Linked DNA regions of Homo sapiens: all the other regions are linked to region 1. Evidence: read pairs that join two places in POLR2A ChIA-PET (ENCODE). Cell type or tissue: Caco-2. All regions are shown on one strand.

The links. Peaks named below come from ENCODE experiments on the same cell type or tissue, not always from the same donor. Only the 100,000 strongest peaks of a DNase experiment are listed, where the experiment ranks them.
Region 2: POLR2A ChIA-PET joins it to region 1 with 10 read pairs; 2 of 35 experiments call an interaction of 5 or more read pairs at or near these places.
Region 3: POLR2A ChIA-PET joins it to region 1 with 12 read pairs; 2 of 35 experiments call an interaction of 5 or more read pairs at or near these places.

What each region holds. Positions count from the first base shown.
Region 1 is chr2:170,480,860-170,488,859 of GRCh38, reverse strand. All of the region lies in intron 25 of MYO3B (myosin IIIB), which reads right to left. Among named protein-coding and RNA genes, the nearest start is that of MYO3B-AS1, 130 kb to the right of the region's middle. In Caco-2, no CTCF peak of the experiment used is centred here; a DNase peak (open chromatin) is centred at 3,459.
Region 2 is chr2:170,039,308-170,047,307 of GRCh38, reverse strand. UBR3 (ubiquitin protein ligase E3 component n-recognin 3) reads right to left here. Exons shown (of 39, transcript NM_172070.4): 32 at 6,323-6,426. Among named protein-coding and RNA genes, the nearest start is that of MYO3B, 130 kb to the left of the region's middle. In Caco-2, no CTCF peak of the experiment used is centred here; no DNase peak of the experiment used is centred here.
Region 3 is chr2:170,640,333-170,648,332 of GRCh38, reverse strand. The region is part of intron 32 of MYO3B (myosin IIIB); the gene reads right to left. It overlaps LOC100130256 (a long non-coding RNA gene), which reads left to right. Exons shown (of 10, transcript NR_187629.1): 5 at 267-376; 6 at 3,690-3,847; 7 at 4,389-4,616; 8 at 6,870-6,903; 9 at 7,167-8,000. Among named protein-coding and RNA genes, the nearest start is that of LINC01124, 70 kb to the left of the region's middle. In Caco-2, no CTCF peak of the experiment used is centred here; no DNase peak of the experiment used is centred here.

The DNA of each region.
Region 1 (8,000 bases):
TTCTGTTTCAGTAGAAAGCTATATACATTGTCTTTAAAATAACTTCCTGAGTTATCAGATTATTAGAGTCCTGTTATCCCCTTTGAGCCATTTTGCAACTCTTTCTAAATTCCAACTGATAAATAGATATGTAAATTCTGTCCAGCCTGATAATGATTCTAATTGACTTCCTACCCACTGCAGAAAACCAGTTTTATTTCCATTTGCAATTCATCCCAACATTCTTTTATTTCATATAAGCTATGCTACTTTGACTCTTCCTTTGAACTGATTATAACATCTGCCTAGTTCCCTCATAACGTATGAATAAAATAAATTCTTTTTAACACATTCATCTTTATTTCTGTATGCCAGTCATGATTTTATCTTCTTCTGAACATTTTTTTTTAACAAGGGAAAGAAAGAAGTACAAAAATCTACGCTATAGATCCAGGTTTGACACAAAGGCACACACACAAATGGGCAACTTTTGAGGTAGGCAGTCTTCATACCTGGGTAGACCCAATGCTACCAAGCAATCCTAAAAGGCCTACCTAGTAGGCTAAAAAAAATAAATGAATAAAATAAATAAATAAATAAATAAAACCACTGCTACTTTTCTACTTATAATCTTTGAAGTGGAAAATATTCGTGGAATATGTTCATGTTGGACTTTATCAAGAAAGTCAAACTATTTCCCAAAGAGATTACACTAATTTACATCCTTACCACTAGAATATGAGAGTCCCATTGCTCTCTAACTATGACACTCTATGGAATTAACAGACTTATTGGTTACTGCCAAAATAGGCATAACATGGTGTTGAATTGTGGTTTTAATTTGAATTTCCTTGATTAAAGAGGCTGGATTTTTCCTTTTGTTTTCAATGATGTTCTCTCACAATGAACAATGAATTTTATTTCTCTATTTTTTTCCCCTTGGTTACTCTTACTCATGGAAGGGAGAGGAGAAAGAAGAATCACCATTTTAGATAAAAATTGTATTAGCGTGGGAGATGGCCTACATTTTTTATTTGCACCTCTCATTTTGGTCATTCTGCTCCTGCATTTTTACACTGGGGAAGGATTTGTATGTTTTAAAGATGGCTTTGAAATCCTAACCTAGAATGAATGAGCTCTGCTTTGATTCATCCCTCCAATTGAGTTTTGCACTCAAAGGCATATAAAACATCTGCACCCGGCTTGGAGATCTGCACAGCCCTAAGTCAATGTGAAAATTTATCTCAAGGCTAATTACACAGACTGAAACATTTTTTTATTTATAAAGACTTTAAACAAATTCCTTCTTTTAGAATGGATCATTCACTCTGTAGAGTTTTAGGGCTTTGGTATAACCATGTTGTCACCATTCACCACTTTGTAAATCAAATTGGTTTTTCATCTCCATTAAATAAAACTTGACGTAGGATCTACTGATGTATCAGGCATGGGCAGAAGTGCTGAATGACACGAGTAAGCAAAGCACACAATTTCCCTGCCCTCATGAAGCTTTATATTCTAGTAGGGAAGACAAACATAAACAGAAATATGAAGGACATCATTTTGGATAAGGATAAGAATAAAAAATCAGTGTGGGAAGGTCAATGAGTATACTTTAGGGGTATATTTTGGCAGGCAGCCTTAAGCAACCAAGATAGTGATGAAACTCAAGCCATGTCGTATGAGAAACTGATGAAGAGGCTGGGAACGTGGAGCTTAAAAACAAAAAGACTTAGCAGGGTCTCTGAAACAGTCATGTGCAGACCACCTGCATCAGAATCACCTGGAGATACAATGAAAGATGTGGATTCCTGGGCCACACTCCAGACATAGAATCAGAATCTCTGGGGCTGGACCTTGGGAGTCTATATTTTAATAAACTCCTACAGTGATATTGAGTACTAAAGTTTGAGAACCATTGACTTAGGGGAACATGATAATTGACTGCCATCAAGTGGAGAAGGGAAATGATTTGTTCAGTAAAGCCTTGAGGGTAGAACCGGGGTAGATGCTTAGAAGCTTCTGAAGGATGGTTTCCTATGGTCAGGGTTATGAAGGACATGATGGTGATCAGACATCTCGACACAGGGAATGGGCTACTTCAGGAGCTGGGGAGTGAATTCATAAACACTGAATCTATTCAATGGGACGCTAGTTGATGAGGTCAAGAATGCTACTGATGAAAGCCTAGCCAGGTAGTTGGACTGGATGACCCTTCAAGATTCCTTCTAACAAAGATTCTAGGTTGACTTCTCTCTTGGTTAAAAAGAATGGATTCTAAGCCAGGCACGGTGGCTCACGCCTGTAATCCCAGCACTCTGGGAGGCCGAGGCGGGCGGATCACCTGAGGTCAGGAGTTCGAGACCAGCCTCAACATGGAGAAACCCCGTCTCTACTAAAAATACAAAATTAGTCAGGCGTGGTGGTGTATGCCTGTAATCCCAGCTACTTGGGAGGCTGAGGCAAGAGAATTGCTTGAACCTGGGAGGTGGAGGTTGTGGTGAGCCAAGATTGCGCCATTGCACTCCAGCCTGGGCAACAAGAGCGAAACTACATCTCAAAAAAAAAAAAAAAAAAAAAAGAATGGATTCTGTGATTTTTAAAATAGATGTTTATCATTGATCTGATACTGTTACTGTGATAAATCTTGAGTTATTGTCTTATGTTTGGATAATAAGTTGGAAGCCTCCTAAAATATCCCTAGATAATCTATTAGGGGCTTTAAAACCTCAACTATGATCTCTTCCACAGGATAGTCTCCCCAACATACACCTAGAACAGTGGCTGTCAGTGTAGTGTCCTCATCAGCAGCTGCAGCATGACCTGGAAACTTATTAGAAATGCAAATTCTCTCTTCTCTCTCTCTCTCTCTCCCTCTTTCTTTCTCACTGAATCAGAAACTCTGGGGATGAGGCCCACCAATCTGCATTTTAGCTAGCCTTCCAGGAGCTTCTGTTGTGTGAGAAGGTTGGAGAATCAGTGATTTACAGAAATAGAATCCCAGGGAAATTAAGTGACTTGTTTCCAGTGACAGAGTTTATATAAGCAAAGAAACTGGCTCCCAAGTATCTCCATCATCTTTTCTCTTTGTTAGGCCCAAATGACTTACGGAGTCTCTGGAGCACATCATTTTCTCTTGGAAAAGGTCAACTGCTCAGAATCTCCCCTAAAGAAATCCTCACACATGTTTAATATTTAGGATTGTTTATTGAGCACTGCTAGCAAACAACTGGAAATAATCTTAGTATCCACCAGTAGAGGAACGGCTAAATAAATATCATGAATGTCAATGAGGGGGTTGAAAGGAATTTTGTTAGAGCTATGGAACAACATGGTTTTATCTCTAACATGTATAAGTAGAAAAGCAGTTGGCAAATGGTATAAAAAGTGTGGTTCACAAGCTAAAGTCCAAATTCCTCTTCCTCTAACTCACTCGCTCTCTCTCTCTCTCTCTCTCTCTGTGTGTGTGTGTGTGTGTGTGTGTGTGTGTGTGTTCTGAAAGGATAAAACTACTAAAGCTACTTTAGAGAGGGGGCATCATTGGGCAGATGCTGGGAAATGGAATTAGGGATATGGAAAAGAAATTTTAGCTTTATATGTGATACTTAAAAATTTTAGAGGAAAGGGTGTTCATACATTATTTTTACAATTAAAAATTGACTTCAAACATTGGGTAAAAATTGTTATGGTTTTATTGTAATGGGCCCAAATCCTGGTCAAAGAATCGTGACTATACAAATTTGATCAATATTACTTGCATCTAAGTAGAAACGCCCCCAGTCATATGGCAAAGAAATAAACGCTTTTCCCATTTTAAAATATTCCTTGAAGGACCCTCAATGTATATCAATGACCACCCAGACTGTCTACTCAGAAACCCAAAATACTAGACAATTATCTGAACAATTCAATCCATATAAATAATTTTCTCTTATGTAGATAATGGAGGTAGCAGAACTATTTTGGCTTGGATAATCTGATAATTACCCCCAATTGCCCATTCCCCTTTGTGTGTATAAAAATTCAGATTTAGATTAAGTTCTATCTTATATTTACCATAATCCCTGTTACTTTAATTTTTTCCCTTCATGTTTGGCCTTGAGTAAAGAGACAGAACAGCTGGCCACCATCTGCTGCCTAAAAAAAAGCCATATATTCATTATATCCTTAGACTCCTAAATTTGGGCCTTGGGTTAAGAAATTGCACTAATCTGTGCTATTAGAAAGAAAAAGTCCTGAAATTATAGATTCCTTCTAATGCAGTATTACTCACTATAGATAGCACTTAGCATACAACAGGTGCTTAATAAATGTTTCTGATACTGCTACTGCTGCCTCCTCATAAACTTTAAATGAGAGGCCCCTAAAGAGGAAAAATCACAATGACACTGGGAATTGGAAATTGAGGCTGGATTTACTCAAATTAATTTGTAATAAAAGCTTAAGTTTAAACTGATTATTTACAATTAGAAAATTTATTAATGCATTTTTTTCTGATTGAACTCTACAGATTGATTTCACAATGAATATTCAGATGTGTTCAACCACCTCAATTTATTTATTTTGAGGATGGGCATTTCACATCCTGACTCCATCATCCACATACTCTCTGTGTAACTTTGAGCTAGTTTCCTCATTTGTAAAACCAGAATAAATACCATCTATCTGGGGGACTACTACCAGTGTTAAGTGAGATGATATACGTAAAACCCTAGCATGAAGCCCACCATCAGTAGGTTCTCAATAAATGTCCATCTCTCTCTTCTTCCCTTTAAGAAAAATCTATTTTTCTCTTCTCCTACCCAAACATGTGAAGAAACATAGTTAGCAATCTTTTCTGTAAGTCATCCCTAAACCATCGTGCTCAGGGGTAGGCAGATATTTACTGTAAGTAACTAGAGCATGCTGTACCAGTCACGGCTAAGAGGACAACTGCTCAGCTGATGGACTGGGTAGTGTTCTCCTAGAGCACCATGTTGGGAGGGATTCCAAGGCCACATCGAGGCTGTGAAGAAAACATGCCTTGACTGAAGAGCCAGGTCTGCAGCTAGGGTTGAAGAGTGAAGCTGTGCTCATACCCATGTATTTGCCATCCCCATGCCAGGAGGTTTCCTCACATTCTCTTTCCTCTTTTTCTCCATTTTGTTATTTTCTTCATTGCTTTTTCTTTTTGCTGCTTCATTGTTATTATCTAACATAAGTTAGCCCCACTGATATTTGTTTTAAAGAATCCTTGGGAGGCCGAGGCAGGCGGATCACGAGGTCAGGAGATCGAGACCATCCTGGCTAACACGGTGAAACCCCGTCTCTACTAAAAATACAAAAAATTAGCCGGGCGTGGTAGCGGGCGCCTGTAGTCCCAGCTATTCGGGAGGCTGAGGCAGGAGAATGGCGTGAACCCGGGAGGCGGAGCTTGCAGTGAGCCGAGATCGCGCCACTGCACTCCAGCCTGGGCGACAGAGCTAGACTCCGTCTCAAAAAAAAAAAAAAAAAAAAAAAAAAAAAGAATCCCCAAGCAAGGAGTTTTAATTCAGCCACTGATTTCCAGAGTAAGCTGGGCAAGCAAATCCAAATGTCCAGATATTATTTAATGCCTTCATAATGTCTTTTCTCTTGTTTTCCTTTATTATTTCTTCTTTCCTACAACTGAACTAATTCATGAGGTTGCTTATAACACAGAACATTTGGAAAATCAGAAAAGATAGCCTGGGCTTATTATTCTGCCACCATTCAGTGTTTTGGAGAACAGTGAAATGAATATTAATTCTTGCATCCACTTTTTCAAACCACCACTACAGATTCCTGGCTAAATCTACAGAGCTATCAACTACAGAAATGATTTTTCTAATTGACTATGTGAAAAGCTGCTGCCAGCAGCATGGGCTCCATGAAAAAGGCAGGGCTTAAAACAATTAGTTTTGGGATTTTGTCCCAATTGCCTTAGGCAACTAAGAAAGGGTCCTCAGCCCACAATGCCAATTTGAACCCATCCTGCCCCATAAGAATAAGTAGAGGTGGTCACAGAAGTTCTCTTTAGCCTATAATATTCTGGAAAGACTGATATTGCCTATTCCTAGAGATACCTTGGGGAAGTGATTTTACCTCTATTGCCTCAGACTCTGTAAATAAGATCTGTAAATACAGATCTGTAAATGAGAAAGTTGGATCAAGCCATCTCTTAGAGTCTTTCAGTGATATTGTAAAAGGCATTTTAAGAAAGTTTTTTGTTTACTGCACTAACCAAGTGTATTAGTTTGTTTTCACATTGCTGATAAAGACATACCTGAGACTGGGCAATTTACAAAAGAAAGAGGTTTAATTGAACTTACAGTTCCACATGGCTGGGGAGGCCTCAGAATCATGGCAGAAGGCAAGGAGGAGCAAGTCACATTTTACGTGGATGGCGGCAGGCAAAGAGAGAGCTTGGGCCGGGCACTGTGGCTCATGCCTGTAATCCCAGCACTCTGGGAGGCCAAGGCAGGCAGATCACCTGAAGTCAGGAGTTCAAGACCAGCCTGGCCAACATGGTGAAACCCCGTCTCTACTAAAAACACAAAAATTAGTTAGGCATGGTGGTGCGCACCTGTAATCCCAGCTACTCGAGAGGCTGAGGCAGGAGAATCACTTGAATCTGGAGGGAGAGGTTGCAGTGAGCAGAGATTGCTCCGCTGCACTCCAGCCTGGGTGACAGAGTGAGACCCTGTCTCAAAAAAAAAAAAAAGAGAGAGAACTTGTGCAGGAAAACTCCCCTTTTTAAAACCATCAGATCTCCTGAGACTTATTCACTATCACTACAACAACAAGGGAAAGATGTGCCCCCATGATTCAATTACCTCCCATTGCATTCCTCCCACAACACATGGGAATTCAAGATGAGACTTGGGTGAGGACACAGCCAAACCATATCACCAAGGTTATAACATTCGTAATGTAAGGATTAAGAGAGAAAAGAAGTCATTCAAAGTTTCACCTCCCTAATACTCTAATACATAAACTACCTAAAAGGCACCAACACACACAGTTGGGAAGCAGGTAGCAACTCACCCTCTCAACTAAACAAAGAAAAGCTGATGGAAACGATAGTATGCAAGGAGAGCAATGTTAAAGACCCTCCCAGAGAAGCCACCATGCCACTCCTGCCCCTAGAAGGTAGATGTGGAGACTTCATACAAGCATGAAATATATTTTACTCACAATGTTGAAGCTGTCATCCTCCCTAATTATGTCTTAACAGGTTCCTTACACCATGTAAGTTAATTTTCATGGAATATTCTTCTTTACTTTTTAAAAATTTTTAAATTTTTTTTTGAAACATCTCACTCTGTCACCCAGGCTGGAGTGCAGTGGCACAATCACAGCTCACTGCAGCCTTGACCTCTGAGGCTCAAGCGATCCTCTCACCTCAGCTACCAAGTAGCTAGGACCACAGGCATGTGCCAGACCACACTCTGCTCATTTTTGTATTTTAGGGTTTTGCCAAGTTGCCAAGGCAGGTCTCGAATGACTGGGCTCAAGTGATCCACCCACCTTGGCCTCCTGGGGTTACAGGCGCGAGCCACTGCACCCAGCAATTTCCAGGGTATTGAGGATGCTGTTCACTTTGCTGCAGATGTACTAGCTTACCTGGATGACACATTAAGATCTGTTTATATCAGACTCTCATCTATGTAGCTACAGGTGAAAAGAAAAGAAGTCTAATGATGTCCTGGAGGATTTGTGTTTTCTTATTCCTTATTCACTGTTGTCTACCCAGAGAAAAAAGCAGAAGCTTTTACTCATTGAAAATTGAAGTTTGACATTCAGCCTTTCTCGAGATGTCTGGGTTCTTCTGTGCTGCTGATTTCTCTAAACGCTATCCTGTGAGTAGGCACTAACCTTAGGGCTTAATAAGGGAATATGGTGGACCATGTCCTCATAGGTGAACTTTTCACAATGTTAACTGATGATATTCAGTTCACTTTGCGAGAGTTAAAGGATGTGTTGTAGGCTTAAAACTGCAAACACACTGTTGTGGGAAAAAC
Region 2 (8,000 bases), 440 kb after region 1:
GCCAGCACAGTGGCTCATGCCTGTAATTCCAGCACCTTGGGAGGCCAAGGCAGGTGGATTCCTTGAGCCCAGAGTTCGAGACCAGCCTGGGCAACAAAGTGAGACCCCCCCCCCGACACCGCCACCGTCTCTACAAAAAATAAAATTAGCCAAATGTGGTGGTGTGCACCTGTGGTCCCAACTACATGGGGAGTCTGAGGCAGGAGGACTGCTTGAGCCCAGGAGGTCAAGGCTGCAGTGAGTTATGACTGTACCACTGTACTCCAGCCTGGGCAACAGAACAAGACTGTCTCCCCAAAAAATAAAAAAAATAAAGCTTTGGTCTGAAGAGGCTATCAAAGACTGTTGGGGTTACATCAATAGGATACAAGCCAACCTGAAGTATTTAAACAGTTATTATTTTACTATGGGACTGAAGGACACTAAATATATTAAAATCCAAGAATTCATAATACTGGGAAAAAAGCAATCATCTTTGGAGAATGCTAAAAAAAAAAGTCATTTTTCTGAAAACTGGTACAAAATCAAGCATTTAACCTGCCTTTCCTATATCAACTTTACCAATGTGTAAACAAATAGGAAAAATAGGAAAAAATTTTAGTTTTATGAATTCCACTTAAGAAATGAAATAATTAAGGAATAAATCTAGAGAATAATCAATAGCTTCTACTGTCACATAAAGAGGAACAACTGGAAATTATATCTCCTGATAAAAAAGTATTTAACATTATCCATGAAGTATTTTTGTAAAAAGAAATAAGAAACTGATTCCATCTAAATCTATCTGCCAGTCTGTAGGACACACACAGGGACAGAAGATCATGTTATTATATGATATTGTTGGGGGTACAAGTAGCAAAATAGAGACTATGGTAAGTTCTAAAGGGAAAAAGACTCAGATTCTTCAACAAATAAAATGCAAGGAGGTAGGAGGAGGGAGGCAACCCACAGATTTAAAAGAACTATAACAACCAAATCCAATGTATGGATCTTTTTTGGATCCTAAGCCAAATAAACCAAATAATATTTAAAAATAATTTACAGGCTGGGCACAGTGGCTCACACTTGTAGTCTCAGCAGTTTAGGAGGCCGAGGCAGGTGGATCACAAGGTCAGGATATTCAGACCAGTCTGGCCAACATGGTGAAACCCTGTCTCTACTAAAAATACAAAAATTAGCCAGGTGTGGTAGCAGGCGCCTGTAATCCTAGCTACTTGGGAAGCTGAGGCAGGGGAATCGCTTGAACCCAGGAGGCAGAGGTTGCAGTGAGCTGAGATCGTGCCACTGCATTCCAGCCTAGGCGAGAGAGAAACTGTCTCCAAAAAAAAAAAAAAAAAAAAAAATTTACAAGAAGCAACTATGGAATTTGAACACTGATGGGATATTTACTGATATTTAGGCATAACTGTTCATTTTTAATTGTGTTCACGATTTTTTAAAATTATTTTAAGAATCCTTATCTTTTAGAGATACATACTGAAGACTATAGAGATAAAATGATATGTGGTCTGGAATTCGCTTCAAAATAACCACAGGTGGGAGGGAGGAGGGAATAAGTGAGGGTATAAATGAAACAAGACTGGCCATGAGTTGATATGGGGGTTCATGAAACTCTGCTCTTTACTGTTATGTATGCTTGTAAATAAATAGTTTTTTAAGCCCTTGGTTTATAACAAAGCAAAACTGAGATATTTTCTTTCTTCAAGTCAATGGAAAATAATAAGCAGGATTCAAGCTCTCTTTTCTGGGCCCTGCTTATGGGATCTTGGAAGCAGGGATATTCTATAATCACTGGTCCCAAATGCTCTATAGAATCTTGGGAGTCTGTATTCTATACAGCATGGTTAAGAACAGATTTGTGAAGCTCCTCAAGAACAGCAACATGATCCAAACCTGGGTAACTGACCCTCCCTGATACAGTCTGATTGTCTCCCCACCCAAATCTCATCTTGAATTTTAACTCCCATAATTTTAACTCCCTCGTGTTGTGGGAGGGACCCAGTGGGAGATAACTGAATCATGGGGGTGGTTCCCGCATCCTGTTCTCATGGTAGTGAATAAGTCTCATGAGATCTAATGGTTTCATGCAGGGAAACCCCTTTCACTTGGCTATCATTCTCTTCTCTTGTCTGCTACCATGTAAGACGTGCCTTTTGCCTTCTGCCATGATTGTGAGACCTCCCAGCCATATGGAACTGTGAGTCCATTAAACCTCTTTCTTTTTTAAATTGCCCAGTCTCAGATGTGTCTTTATTATCAGCATGAAAATGAACTAATACACTCCCTATAAAGGATGATGATTTTATGTCTTAAACCCTGGAGGCTCAAAAATAAGAAAGAATTTTAGCCTGAGAGATAATAATTGTAAATTTTGTGTGAATCATCTAAGGAGATAATAATTGTAAATTTTGTGTGAATCATCTAAGAGGGCTTCTTAAAAAAGAAGGTGAAGTTCCTCTCTTAACTCTCATCCTGCTGCCTTAAACTAGACTGTGATGGCTAGAACTCTTAGCAGCTACCTTGGCACAGGGAGATGAGGGCCATACCATAAAGAATCTGGTGCTGTGAAGTAGAAGTGTCCGGCCTGCCTACTTTCACACTTCTTTCTACATGAAAGAAAAACAAGTAGTATCTTATTTAAGCTACTGTGTTAATTTGGTTTCTTCTTTATATTATATAGCCAAATCTGATCCTAAGTTATAAATCTTCTTTCCCCTTGTACATAAAGAACTAAATATGAATACCTGAAAACAGTGATGTCAGAAGTTACTTCCGAGTTTATTCTTTAGAGGCCAGTGATGTGATGGGTATTATGAAACATAAGATGCAAGGACATAAGAGATCAAAGAAAAAAACTTGTCTTTAATATATTTAATTTGAGCTTCTGATGAGATAATTGGCATAAAAAGGTCTTTCAACCTGAAAACAATGCTAAGCATTAAAAGATTTAAGAGGTATATAGCTAGGTTTCTGCATCCATCTATTTTTCAGATAAAACCATGGGAAGCATTTAACGTTCTAGTAAGTCTAAACAGTAAAATTTCCTTCCTCTGCTTTTCTCTTCTAATAACAAACAATAACTTAAACAGTTACACAAATACATATTCTTACAATAAAAATAGTTTATAATAACACTGTCCCAATAAAGACCACTATTAACTCTTACATCAAAAGGGAGTGGAGAAGAAAAATTTATATTAATAACTCCTTATCTCCCCAACTCTCCACCTCCCCTCAAAAAAAACCTCTGTGGAAAATTAATGTAATTAAGCTCTGAACTTCCTAGGAATTAAAGGCCTCTATCCAGTTCTCAAAGTGTGAAAGACTAAAAAAATTAATAAGGAATGGCATTTTTTTCTCTGACCCTAAATTCTAAGAGGAATTCATCACCACAATGACAGCTAGCAAAATATTACACAATGTGTTCGACAGCAGTATAATCTAATATCAAGATAATCCAATCTTGAATTATTGTAAAATTTTAAGAAATAATATAAAGCACAAGTTTTAAAAGCAATTCTAACTACAGGTAAATTTAATGACTGCTAAATACCTAGCTATTTGGCTCCCCAAGGGTGAAGTACATGTTTTGGTCATCTTTGTGTGTCCAGCACTTGGCAAAGAAGCATAGCAACCTGGTACACAGTAGGTACTTATTAAGTATTTCTTGAACTGAATCAAGCAATGAATTTATTGAATTTGCTTATTAAATTTGTCCAAGAAACTCTTCTTTAATGATATTACTTTAAGGCATGATTATTAACAATATTATACATTTTTACATTGATGATTTCCTGAATTTATTCTATTTATTTAACCATTACTAAGATCAATTTTCTTGACTCACTTTATGATATAGTTTTTAAACTCTGTTTCTACTGAATTAAATTCAGTAAGTTTGGTTAATTTCATGTATTGCATCCTCTTTGAGCATGAACTTCGTCTTCTGTTGAAAGCCAGTGCCAACAGTAACTTCTGACAACGAGGGTGATGCACCAGCTACAGCTCTCAGACACTGACACAACAGGTCCTTTACTCTTAACTAAAATATTTTTCTCTTTAGATTAAATATTGATTAATATAGATTAAATAGTGACAGAGAGACAATCTTCTCTATGTCAAGTTTCCTTCTCTTTTACCTTTTCAGGTTTATGTAATAACTCATAAGTAAAAGGTATATTTAACACACTTAAATATTTTGAAGACATAAAGTAATTTTTAAAATATTTCAAAACGTAATACTACTAATATAATTAGAAGAGCACAATCAGGAGTAAACCAGCATGATCCAAGGCAACTGTTTCCCTAGATTAAGAAAAACTAACCAAAGTGACACAAAAAGCCTAAAGAATTTGAAACTAATTTTACAAAGAGATTAATTTTAATAAGACTACTTAACAGGTTTTTAAACTCTATAAACACAAATGATTAAATTAGCAGACACAGTCTAACCCCCCAAAAAAGTAACATTCAAAAATATCTGAAGTTTTGCAGTTAAATATATAATTACCTGAAGAAGTTAAACAGAATTACCATATGATCCAGCAATTCCACTTCTAGCTATACATCCCCCACAAAAAAAAAAAAGTGTTCAAAAACTTTTTTTTTTTTTTTTTTTTGAGGCAGAGTATCATTCTGTCACCCAGGCTAGAGTGCAGTGGCGCAATCTCAGCTCACTGCAACCTCCACCTCCTGGGCTCAAGTGGTTCTCATGCCTCAGCCTCCCAAGTAGCTGGGGTTACAGGTGCATGCCACCATGCCAGGCTAATTTTTGTATTTTTAGTAGAGACGGGGTTTCACCATGTTGGCCAGGCTGGTCATGAGCTCCTGGTCTCAAGTGATCCATCACACTTGGCCTCAAACAAAAACTTCTATATGAATGTTCATGGCAGCACTATTCACAATAGCCAAAAGGCGGTAATAACCCAAATGTCCATCAACTGACAAGTGGATAAACCATGTTGTATATCCATACAATGGAATACTACCAAGCCATCGAGATAAATGAAGTAATGATACATGCCATAACATGGATAAACCTTGAAAACATGCTAAGTGAAGGAAGCCAGACACAAAATGCAACGTAATGTATAATATCATTAATACAAAATATCCAGTATAGGCAAATCCATGAAGACAGGAAATCAGATTAGTGGTTTCCAGGGGTTGGGAGAAGGAGAAAATAAGAAAATGACTGCTTAATAGGCACAGAGTTTCCTTTGGGGCTGATGAAAATGTTCTGGAACTAACTAATGGTGTGAATGGTGATGATCACACAATACTGTGACAGTACTAAATGGCACTTCAGTTGTATACTTTAAATTGTTTAAATGGTAAGTTTTATTTTATGTGAATTTCATGATTAAAAAATATTAATTGAAGCACACAGTGCTAGTATATTATGCTTATCAATGATATTGTTTTACTTTTTACAGAATGTCATAATTTGCATGAAATATCATAATTTGCCTATGTATTTTTAAATGATTATTTCACACCCTTAGGTAAAAGGATTTATCAAAGATCAAGCTGGAGTTTGTATAAACAATGTCTTCCCCAGGAACAAGACTTTTATACACCCATAGATGTTCATTCTACTGTAACTTGTAATAGTTAAACAAAATAAAAACTAGTTTTCTAATACAGAAGATGTTAATTATCTGATTGAATATTTTAAATGTTGTCTTCAAGTGAAAGCTACAAAGACCAAGGAGCAATAATTAAAATGTTGCTAATATAATACTGATGCTGTTAATATAATAATGTTATGATATTAACACTAACTTAAAATGATGAGACTATTTTTAATAACTCTACAATTACTACTATATCAAAATATGTATGCACATAGATAAAGGCACTAAGGCTGAGAGTTTGCTCTATTTTTCGAATTTTCATTTGTATCATCACTTCAATTTTTTAAACCATTTTCAGAATGTTTTCCCATGTCTTTACCTCTTAGTGACTAAAAAGCTGAACAGACCCACAAGAATTTTAAAAAACACTTTTTCATTGTCATTTTTTAGATACGATTACTATTTGCTAATAATAGAAAAAACAATGTCTGTTATTACCACAAAAAGTATCCATCATACTTACTGCTGTATTTACTTCTCTTTCTCTTTTTGAGACAGCATCTCACTATATTAATAGCCCAGGCTGGTCTCGAGCTCCTGTGCTCAAGCAATCCACCCACCTCAGCCTCCTAAAGTGCGGGGATTACAAGCATGAGCCACCACACCCAGCCTATTTGTCTCTATAATCTCTAGAATATTCAAAATACATAGTATATAATCAAAGAATCTGAATTATAAAGACATACCTTTGCGTAAGGGTTGTGGCATCATTAAGATCTGGATGAGCAAAAGGGATGTTACATCATGATAAAGAATTGGAACCTCAGGCTGTTGTTCTTCATATCCCAGCCTAAAAGAAAAATGTAGTCACTTTACATAGTATTGTATATCTTCTCTTTCTAATTTATTTTATATGTCACATATATATCTATGGAACAGAAATAAAAACTTTAATACACAAAGAAGAAATGTAAAAAAAAACCTTAGGAGTCATATTTTTTGCAAAAAAATTACATTTTAGACTCATATTCTCTTGACTCTAACATGAAGAAAATGTATAGAAAATGTGTTGTGTTATCAAAGTGAACAATTAGGATACATTAACTTGATTATGAGTGTTTCTGATCTTAGATTACAGAAATTAAAGTATTACATAGAGAATGAAAGAATTAGTTTCACTACAAATGGAGTGGCTTATAGGATACTTATCACAAACTTAGCAATAACGAATAAGTAAGTTTTCACATCTTTAAAAAGAGATAGGCAGAGTTCCCAAATCAATTCCTGTTGAAAAGGTATGGTTAACTGCTCTTATTAAAATGTTTCAGCCGAGCACAGTGGCTCATGCCTGTAATCCCAGCACTTTGTGAGGCTGAGGCAGGCGGATCACTTGAGCTCAGAAGTTTGAGACCAGATTGACAACATGGTGAAAACCCGCCACTACAAAAAATATAAAAAATTAGCAGGGCTTAGTGGTGTGTGGGAGGATTGCTTGAACCCAGGAGGTCAAGGCTGCAGCGGGCTGTGATTGTGCTGCTGCACTCCAGCCTGGGTGAAAAAGTGAGACTCTGTCTCAAAATTAATAATAAAATAAAATGTTTCAACTTTATAACTAACAAAATTCAAATAAAATCTTTAACATTTGCAAAGTTTCAAAAAGAGATAACCAAAGCAGAACTTAAAATACACTATAAAAGGGCCAGATGTGGTGTCTCATGCCTGTAATCCCAATAGGCATGGGAGGCTGAGGTGGGAGGATCACTTGAAATCAGGAGTTCAAGATCCAACTGGGCAACACAGTGAGACCCTGTCTCTACAAAAAATAAATTTTAAAAAGTACACTATAAAAGACAAAGTAGTAAACCTTAGGAATGTGCAGTACTATGAAAAACATAGACTATATTATAAAGCAGAGCTTATTCTAAAAGAATTTTTTAAATGCCTTTAGAAGGTTAATTTTTTGACTACATGTTTAATTTTTAATGACAGAGAAGAAAAGTAAATCTTAAGCTCCAGAAGTGGCTAAATTCTGAAGCTACACTTTAGACTTGGGATGAACAAAATTCTTCAACTCTTTTATTAGGCTCGATCATTCAGCAAATATTTACTAATTACTTACTACAGGTCAGGCACTAAACACACTGCTGAGTAAATCAACCCCTGCTGCTGAGAAACTTTTGGCTGACAGAGGAAGACAGCTCTCTGAATTTCTCCATTTTCTACAAATATTCCTTAGTATACTTGTTTTCCTCTCCAAGGATAACCCTTCATTAATGCTATGAATCCTGATACGGTCTTTCAAGTTTATCTAGCCTCTCTGCAAGGCCAAGGTCTAAAAAAAAAAAGTGTAGGGGTCACACCATTTCTATTATTCAAATTCCCCACAGAAATAGTTTCACATGATCAACAATGATCTCCTAATTA
Region 3 (8,000 bases), 160 kb before region 1:
TAATTAGCATAGCAAAACAATGTTGCTTGCAGAAGGTCCAACAGCCTTAACAGACATTTTCATCCACCTCTTCATGATCACTGTGCAGAGCACAGGAATCTAGCCTGTTGTGCTGGCAAAGTCCTCAGAACACAAAGAACACAGCGGTTCTTTCTGACGGTTCCAACATACCTCCTCCTTGTTTGCTTTGTGAAGTCCATACTCTGCAATATGGTAGAATGTGAAGCTGTGAGTCCCTTTTGTGTCATCTCCTTTCTGATTTATAGATCAATGAAGAGAAGTGTCCTTAGGTCCGGCTGCTGGTGTGAAGTATGCTCTGGAGGTCTGACATCCACTCTCCCTCAGACTTTCTAATACGGCAGGAATTCCGTCCATGGTAACTCAAAAGACTGATCTTAAGAAGTTTTTGGGTTCAACTAGAGTTCAGCCTAGTTCAGCTGGACTTCATATTTATATAGTGTTTACATTTTATCAGAGGTTTTTATTTATATTGTCTCAACTGGTAATGCTTTATATACGATATGATTTTCAACTTTTGTTCTTGACGAACTTGCTGTTTCATTGGCTTTTATTTTTTTCCTGATTCTTATAAGGAATTAAGTTATTGGATAGAATGTTCTTAATTTTAATATTTCTCCCATTACTTAAAAACAACTGTTGGTGTCTAATCTTATGGTTTCTACACTATACTAGAATCTGGTATAAGCTAGTTATCTGATTTAGCATCAGATTTTAATTTTCATTATTTTAAGTTTAATTTTTCCATATTTCACAATGTTCTGCAAAGAATGCTGTAACTTCCAGGTGCTTTGCCATTGGAAGAAATCTGAGTGTCACTGATACAATGATCCATTGTAAGCAACCGAATAAATAGTTGGGAAGTAGACCATTATTTAATAAATGCTACTGGAACAATTTAATGGCAATATGCAAAAATATAACTTAAATACAGACATATTAACATTTATCCTATACACAGTGTACTTTGCTGGATTTTGTGGAAAATACGAAGAGAAATAAGACAAAGTCCCTGTTTTCAATCTAGTAGAGGACACTGTTTTAAGATGTTAAGTGACTTCTTTAAAGCCGTTTAAGCTAGTGCTGTTGGACTCAAATTGTTTAGTTTTTAAAATTCTAAATCCTTTACTCTTCTCAATACATTTCTTGATTCTCACAGGCCACAATAAATTCGAGATGAGTTATATATTGAGAATTTTAAACATTCTCCAAAAAACTTTAGAAAGAAATGGAGTATCTCAGCTGTATAAGAAGACGTTAGTGACATGCATGCGTTTAATTATATTAAAGTAAAACGTTCCATATGATGGACAGTAACAAAACTAAGATGAAAGGAAGTACAACAGAAAGATAAAAACAATTGAAAGATATATACCCATAAAAGTTACATCCGTAATGTGGAAAGGCTGAGGCGAGAGACAGAGAAATATAGTTAGAAAACGAGATACTGAAAAATGTTGAACTATCCTGACGAACAGCTTCAATTTAACAATTGTTACTGCTTCTCTATTAATTCATACACCATAAGGTTAAAAGACAATGTGGGAGGGGCCCCAGAGAAACAGGACAATCCACAGGTTCCCTGCCTCCTGAAGTGCAACTTGGCAATAAACAGAGCTGGCTGGGCACGGTGGCTCACGCCTGTAATCCCAACACTTTGGGAGGCCTAGGCGGGCAGATTGCTTGAGCTCAGGAGTTCGAGAGCAGCCCAGGCAACATGGCGAAGTGCCATCTCTACAAAAAATACAAAAAATTAGCCAGGCATGTTGGCATGCACCTATGGTCCCAACTACTCCGGAGGCTGAGAAAGGAGGATCCCTTGAGTTCAGGAGGCAGGGGTTGCAGTGAGCCGAGATCGCGCCTCTGTACTCCAGCCTGGGTAATAGAGTGACGCTTGGTCTCCAAAAAAAGAAAAAAACCCAGAAAAAAACCCCCAGAACTAAGCAACTTGTTCCAAGGAATACGTTGCAATGAAGTAAACCAAAAGAAAAAAAACCCAATTTGTATGAAGACAGACAGACATAACACTTTTTTTTTTTTTTTGAGACAGAGTTTCGCTCTTCTTGCCCAGGCTGGAGTGCGATGGCGTGATCTCGGCTCACCGCAACCTCCGCCTCCCAGGTTCAAGCGATTCTCCTTCCTCAGCCTCCCTAGTAGCTGGGATTACAGGCATGTGCCGCCACGCCCGGCTAATTTTGTATTTTTAGTAGAGATGGGGTTTCTCCATGTTGGTCAGGCTGGTCTCGAACTCCCGACCTCAGGTGATCCACCTGCCTCAGCCTCCCTAATTGCTGGGATTACAGGCATGAGCCACCGTGCCCAGCCATAACACTTTTATAGCAGTAAAAAAGCTAGAAACATGATACATATTTAATAATCGAGAAGAAATTAACTCAGATATAAAAATTGTTTCATATCTTGAGTCACTGACAAAGCGGCGATAAATGTGTATGATGTTGACAGAAGAAAATTCAAAACTTGGAAAAAGAAGTAAAATACAAAATAACATATAGCACATTGACTAAATCTATGCTTGTACATGCATTAAGAAGTTTATCATGATTTTTCCCTTGAAAATTTAAATACTAAAAAATCAATAAGGCACATAGTACCAAAATTGTTAGTTCTTTGCATATATGAAGAAAGTATAACCAGAAAAGGCTAAATTTGTAAGCGGCAGAGTGAAAACTTGAACCCTGTCTTTTGGATTTTGGGCCAGTCAGTTTGCATTAAGATATAAAACAGTATGGTTATCGGATAGTTACCTAGTTCGTTTGATTAGTTTATGTAGAGAAACTGGGCAACTCAAGTTTGAACATTCACTTTTTTTTTTTTTTTTTTTTTTTGAGACGGAGCCTTGCTCTGTCACCCAGGCTGGAGTGCAGTGGCACGATCTCAGTTCACTGCAACCTCCACCGGGGTTCAAGCGATTCTCCTCCCTCAGTCTCTTGAGTAGCTGGGATTACAGGCACCCACCACTGTGCCTGGCTAATTTTTTGTATTTTTAGTAGAGATGGGGTTTCACCATGTTGGCCAGGCTGGTCTCGAACTCCTGACCTCAAGCAATCCACCTGCCTTGGCTTCCTAAAGTGTTGGGATTACAGGCGTGAGCCACTGCCCCCGGCCTGAATATTCACATTAGAATGTGAGTTTTTACTTTGAGGACCATAATGCTCATATTCTCAAAGTGGCTTATTTCTACCTCGCATAGATGCCCATGAGACAAACCAAACTCCCCACTTTGTCGTACATTGGCAACTACCTCCTTACTGGGCTTTTAAAGGTATATTATGTTATGAATACCAGTTTGCATTTAACATAGGTCTCTTTCCTTTTCAAGAATCTTTGCACCTCCCCCCAACCCCCTGCCCTGCACCTTCTGATTTCATATTTGAGAACTTTAACACATCTTTCTCTTCTGAATTGTTATAGAACTTTATAATAAACTGGAGCTAAATCTGTCAGAAAATGGAAGAAATCTGGATAGCATTTCAGGAGCACTGGCAAATGCCTACTCCTTACTTCCTAATCCCAAACTGTCACACTGTGGCTGCACATGTGCCCAAGCCCTTGGTGAGAGACAAATAGCTGAATTCAGTCAATCTGTCACATAAATTCAAACAACTGGTTTGTAAATTTAATTTTTCTTTTCTCTTTATTGAACATGCCAGTATACTCAAGCTAGAGTTGCCAGATGAAATGGAGGACATGGCTGGGTGCGGTGGCTCAGCTCGGAGCAGTGGCTCACGCCTGTAATCCCAGCACTTTGGGAGGCCGAGGTGGGCTGATGGCCTGAGGTCAGGAGTTCAAAACCAGCGTGGCCAACAAGGTGAAACCCTGTCTTGACTTAAAATACAAAAATTAGCTGTGTGTGGTGGTGTGCACCTGTAATTCCAGCTATTGGGGAGGCTGAAGCAGGAGAATCATTTGAACCTGGGAGGTGAAGGTTGCAGTAAGCTGAGATCGCATCATTGCACTCCAGCCTGGGTGACAAGAGTGAGACTTCATCTCAAAAAAGAAAAAAAAAAAAGACACACAGTTAGATAGATTTGAATTTCAGATAAACAACCAATAATTCTTTATTACATCCATGAAATATTTAAGACATATTAAAAAATGATTGGTTATTTGAGATTCAAATCTAGCTGAGTGTACTGCATTTCTATTTGTTAAATCTGGCAACCCTAATTCATGCACAGTTGTAAGTCACAAATGAGGCTTTTGTCGTCTTCCAAGGTTTCAGAGATGAAGAAGAAAATGTCTTCTTCTACTCCATTTGACTTGCTGAGTTGCAGCTATTTTGGCTACACATGCCCCCTCCTACGCTGTCCTCTAAAACTTAATGTTTCCATTTTCATCACCTGCTACAGATGTGCCAGTTCTGGTAAATTTCCTAGCAAGCTTGAAGGAAGTGAAGGACAACTGCAAGGAAGGGCAGGATGGAGCATGCAGCCCACGTATTCCCCAGCTTGGTGGGGCAGAATGCGTTCTTGGCTCCTGAGGAATGGGCAGGCAACGCACAGGGGTCCTGGGAAGAAAGGGAGAGAATATCCTGGGAGAGCCATAGACCCTGGCACCCTCCTGTGGTCCTTCATCAGGTACGGATACTTTCTGAGCTGTGTGATTGCTGATCTGATTGCCATTTTGTGGATGAGGCGTTCTCAGGTTCATTTGCCAAATGAAACATCCCCTTTAAGCAAACAGAGTGTTCAGTGTTCTAGATTTACAGATGGCAAATCCTATATGAGGTTATAAGCTATACCCCTGGGGCATTTAAATAGGATTAGAGTTGTGCAATTAATTTACAGAGCTCTGCCAACTCTGTGCATAAAGAAAGGTGCATCACTCCTCTGACCAAGGTTCTCAGGGCATTTGCAGGTGACAATAACCCAGCTGTCAGCTAGACAATCTTTCTTCTCAATGAGGGTTGACCATGCACATGGTACTCCAGTGGATACTCCCATGAAATAGCTTCTGAAGACATGACCTGTCTTTTCTGGCTCTCTGTCTCTTCCCCTAACCATTTCATTTTTATATAGCAACTCTTGTTTTGCAAAGTACTTTTTGTTTACTTCATCTCATTTTAGCAAGGCCAAATAACCCTAAAGAGATAACAGAGGCATAGTGAGACTAAGAGATTATACAGTTAGAGGCAAAGCCCAAATGAGAATTCAGGTTTTTGAAGTCCAACTGAGAGTATTTTTTAACATGATACCAGTTGTTCAACTTTTAAAATACTAATGCCCGGGTCAAAGCCTGGACATGGATTTTTTTTTTTTTCAAATCTCTTTGGGTGGTTCTACTGTGTAGTCAAGGTTAAGAACCATTGTGCTTGACCATATTAAATCTTTCCTTCCCAATAAGAACCATATCAGCAGAAAGTCTACCAATAATCTACATCACCTTAAAAATGAAGAAATGTATTGTAATCCCCTTGTCCCTAATATGCCTTGAGGCATGGACTATTTCAGGAATGCTCAGAGCCTAACAGATCCTCAGGTTATTGGAGACAGGGAAGTATGCCCTGGTAGCTCAGATTTCCAAATTTAAGTCATGTCATGGAGGAAAATTCTCTGTGGTCTGGCTCCTTGCTTTTATATCTGAGAGGTCTGAGGCTCAAGGAGCTTAGGTCCCTAAGCTATAACTCAAGATTCTTGATTCAAAATCCCAGGGCCTAGGTCATGGCCTCTATTATGATGCTTGTACTTTTGCTGAGACATTTTCATAAGTTTTCACTTCACCAAGTCTAACTTCAGGAGGAACTAAGGAATTCAGTGGGCTTTTGTAAAACACATACACACACAACCAGAAAGAGAGATTTTCTCCTGGGGTGCATGTAATTCAGATCCTGCTTTTTAAGATGAAAGGAAAGCTACAAATTTTCCCACTTGCCATGTTATGTCATGAACAATCTTCTTCAAAATTGCAAAACTGCTACAAAGAAAACATCCCTGAGCTAAATTAGTGCCTGTGGAAGATGCTGGAGTTATAAATTGTCTATGTGGAATTTTCTACTTATTAGTTAAGGAGGTGGCAATAACTTCCCCTGAAACCAATAGCTCAGAGCCTGGCACACTCTCAACAAATGACGAATGAATGAAGAATGAATGAATGAATGAGTGAATGAGTGAATACTGACTATTCACCATTCTTATTAAGATCTCTTCCATCTATGTGGCCTATTCTTTGGTTCTCAGACGGTTAATTGGGATGTTTTTGTCCAGGCTTCCAATAGGAAGAGGGTCTTTCGTATCCTGGGATACCTCTGGGGAAACTGTCCAGAGGCGTTTCAAAGAGGTAGATGAAATCAGTCTCTAAAAACAAAGTTCCTTAGTATTTTTTATTACTGTCCTTTCAATATCTTTACAGGAATATGTATTCTTTTTTTTTTAACTAAAAAATTCATTCATTCATTTAATTTGGGTTATGGCTCCCCGCCCCTCCCCCCCCCCCCCCACTTAACAATAAAGTCATAAATATTTCCATTCTATTAGGCAACTTTTAAAATAGTATGTTTCTTTTAGAGTTACTTTTTGAAAAGGTAATAAATGAACCTAATGTTCAAATAAGTTAAGCAGTGAAAAGTTTGTCTTTTTTCCACACCCAATCTCATTCCCACAATAGTAGTAACTGCTGAGACAAGTTTCCAGAGATATCTGTCTTCCAGAGATAGCTTAAATGGTATCACTTCTAATGCTTGCATGGTATTTCATTTTATGGATGAATCATGATTAATTTATATAATTTCCTATTTTGGTCACAGAAGTTGTTTCCAATGTTTTTCTATAATAACAGTGCTTTGAGGAACATACTCATAGTTTGGTGTTTGACAAATGTTCCTTATTCCTTAGGATAAATTTCTAAAAGAAGAATTACTGGCCAAAGGTATGCATATTTTAAAAACTTATGATTTGTTTTTTTCAATCGCCATCCAGAAATTGTGCAGCAAAATACACTTCTGCCACCTATACCTATATTACCCATTTAAGCAGGTCCTCACCAGCATGAGATGGTTCTTAAGAAAAAGTCTGACAATTTAATAGGTGCAAAAATAACACCTCATTTGTGTTTCTATTTGCATGCCATTGATTATTTGAAAAGGCTGAATGTTCCCTACCCTCCCAGTTTATTCACCATTTGTGTTTCAGGATTCCTCTTCAGTTGGAAACAGCAGCAAAGTTCACAGGTCGTGAGTGGATGTAAAGTGGACGGAACAGGTTGTTGCCAGTCTATTGGAGTAGGATGGTAGATGAGCAGTCCCGTTGGCTAACAGGTGTGGGTATGCCTGTTTTAAAAATTAGCATGTTGTAGGGGAATATTTCTCAAACTTTTGTCACGTATCTACCTCTTAGGCATTTTTTACTTTATTCACCTGTACTACTATTTAATATTTTTAAAATTCAACTGATTTTTTTTTTTGCTTAAATACATGTCTTTAAAACTGGAACTTTATTCGCCACTGTAAATGGAAAACCAGTGTCATTTGCCATATATAGAAGTGAACTATATAGTAAATACGGTGAAAGTGAAATGGTATCATCACACTTGTGCTAGATTCCATTTCCTATAGAAGGTTCTGGGTTTCTTAAAAGGCTTGTTAAAAAGAGAGATGAGTAAATGTGAGAGGAATTTAAGACATACTAGCACCATTAAGACTTTCTCCTTAAAGTAATCTGGAGGATTTAAATTGAGAATTGAAAAAAGTAACTTTATTTTACATAAGAAATTATGTAAAAGAATTATGTTATTTAATGCCACATCCATACGTCATCAAGAGTCAACTTGGTGACCACTAGTGGCCCATGTCCCACACTTTGAGAAACGTGTGTTGGGGTGGGAATCTGAAGTCAGAAAAACTGGAGTATGATAACCACCTCAGCACTTATTAGAGGCCTTCACTTGGGAATGATGACCCTTCCTTGTAGGGTTGTAGTGAGAATGACAGATAATATATGAAAAGATAAAACATGGTGCCAGAGGCA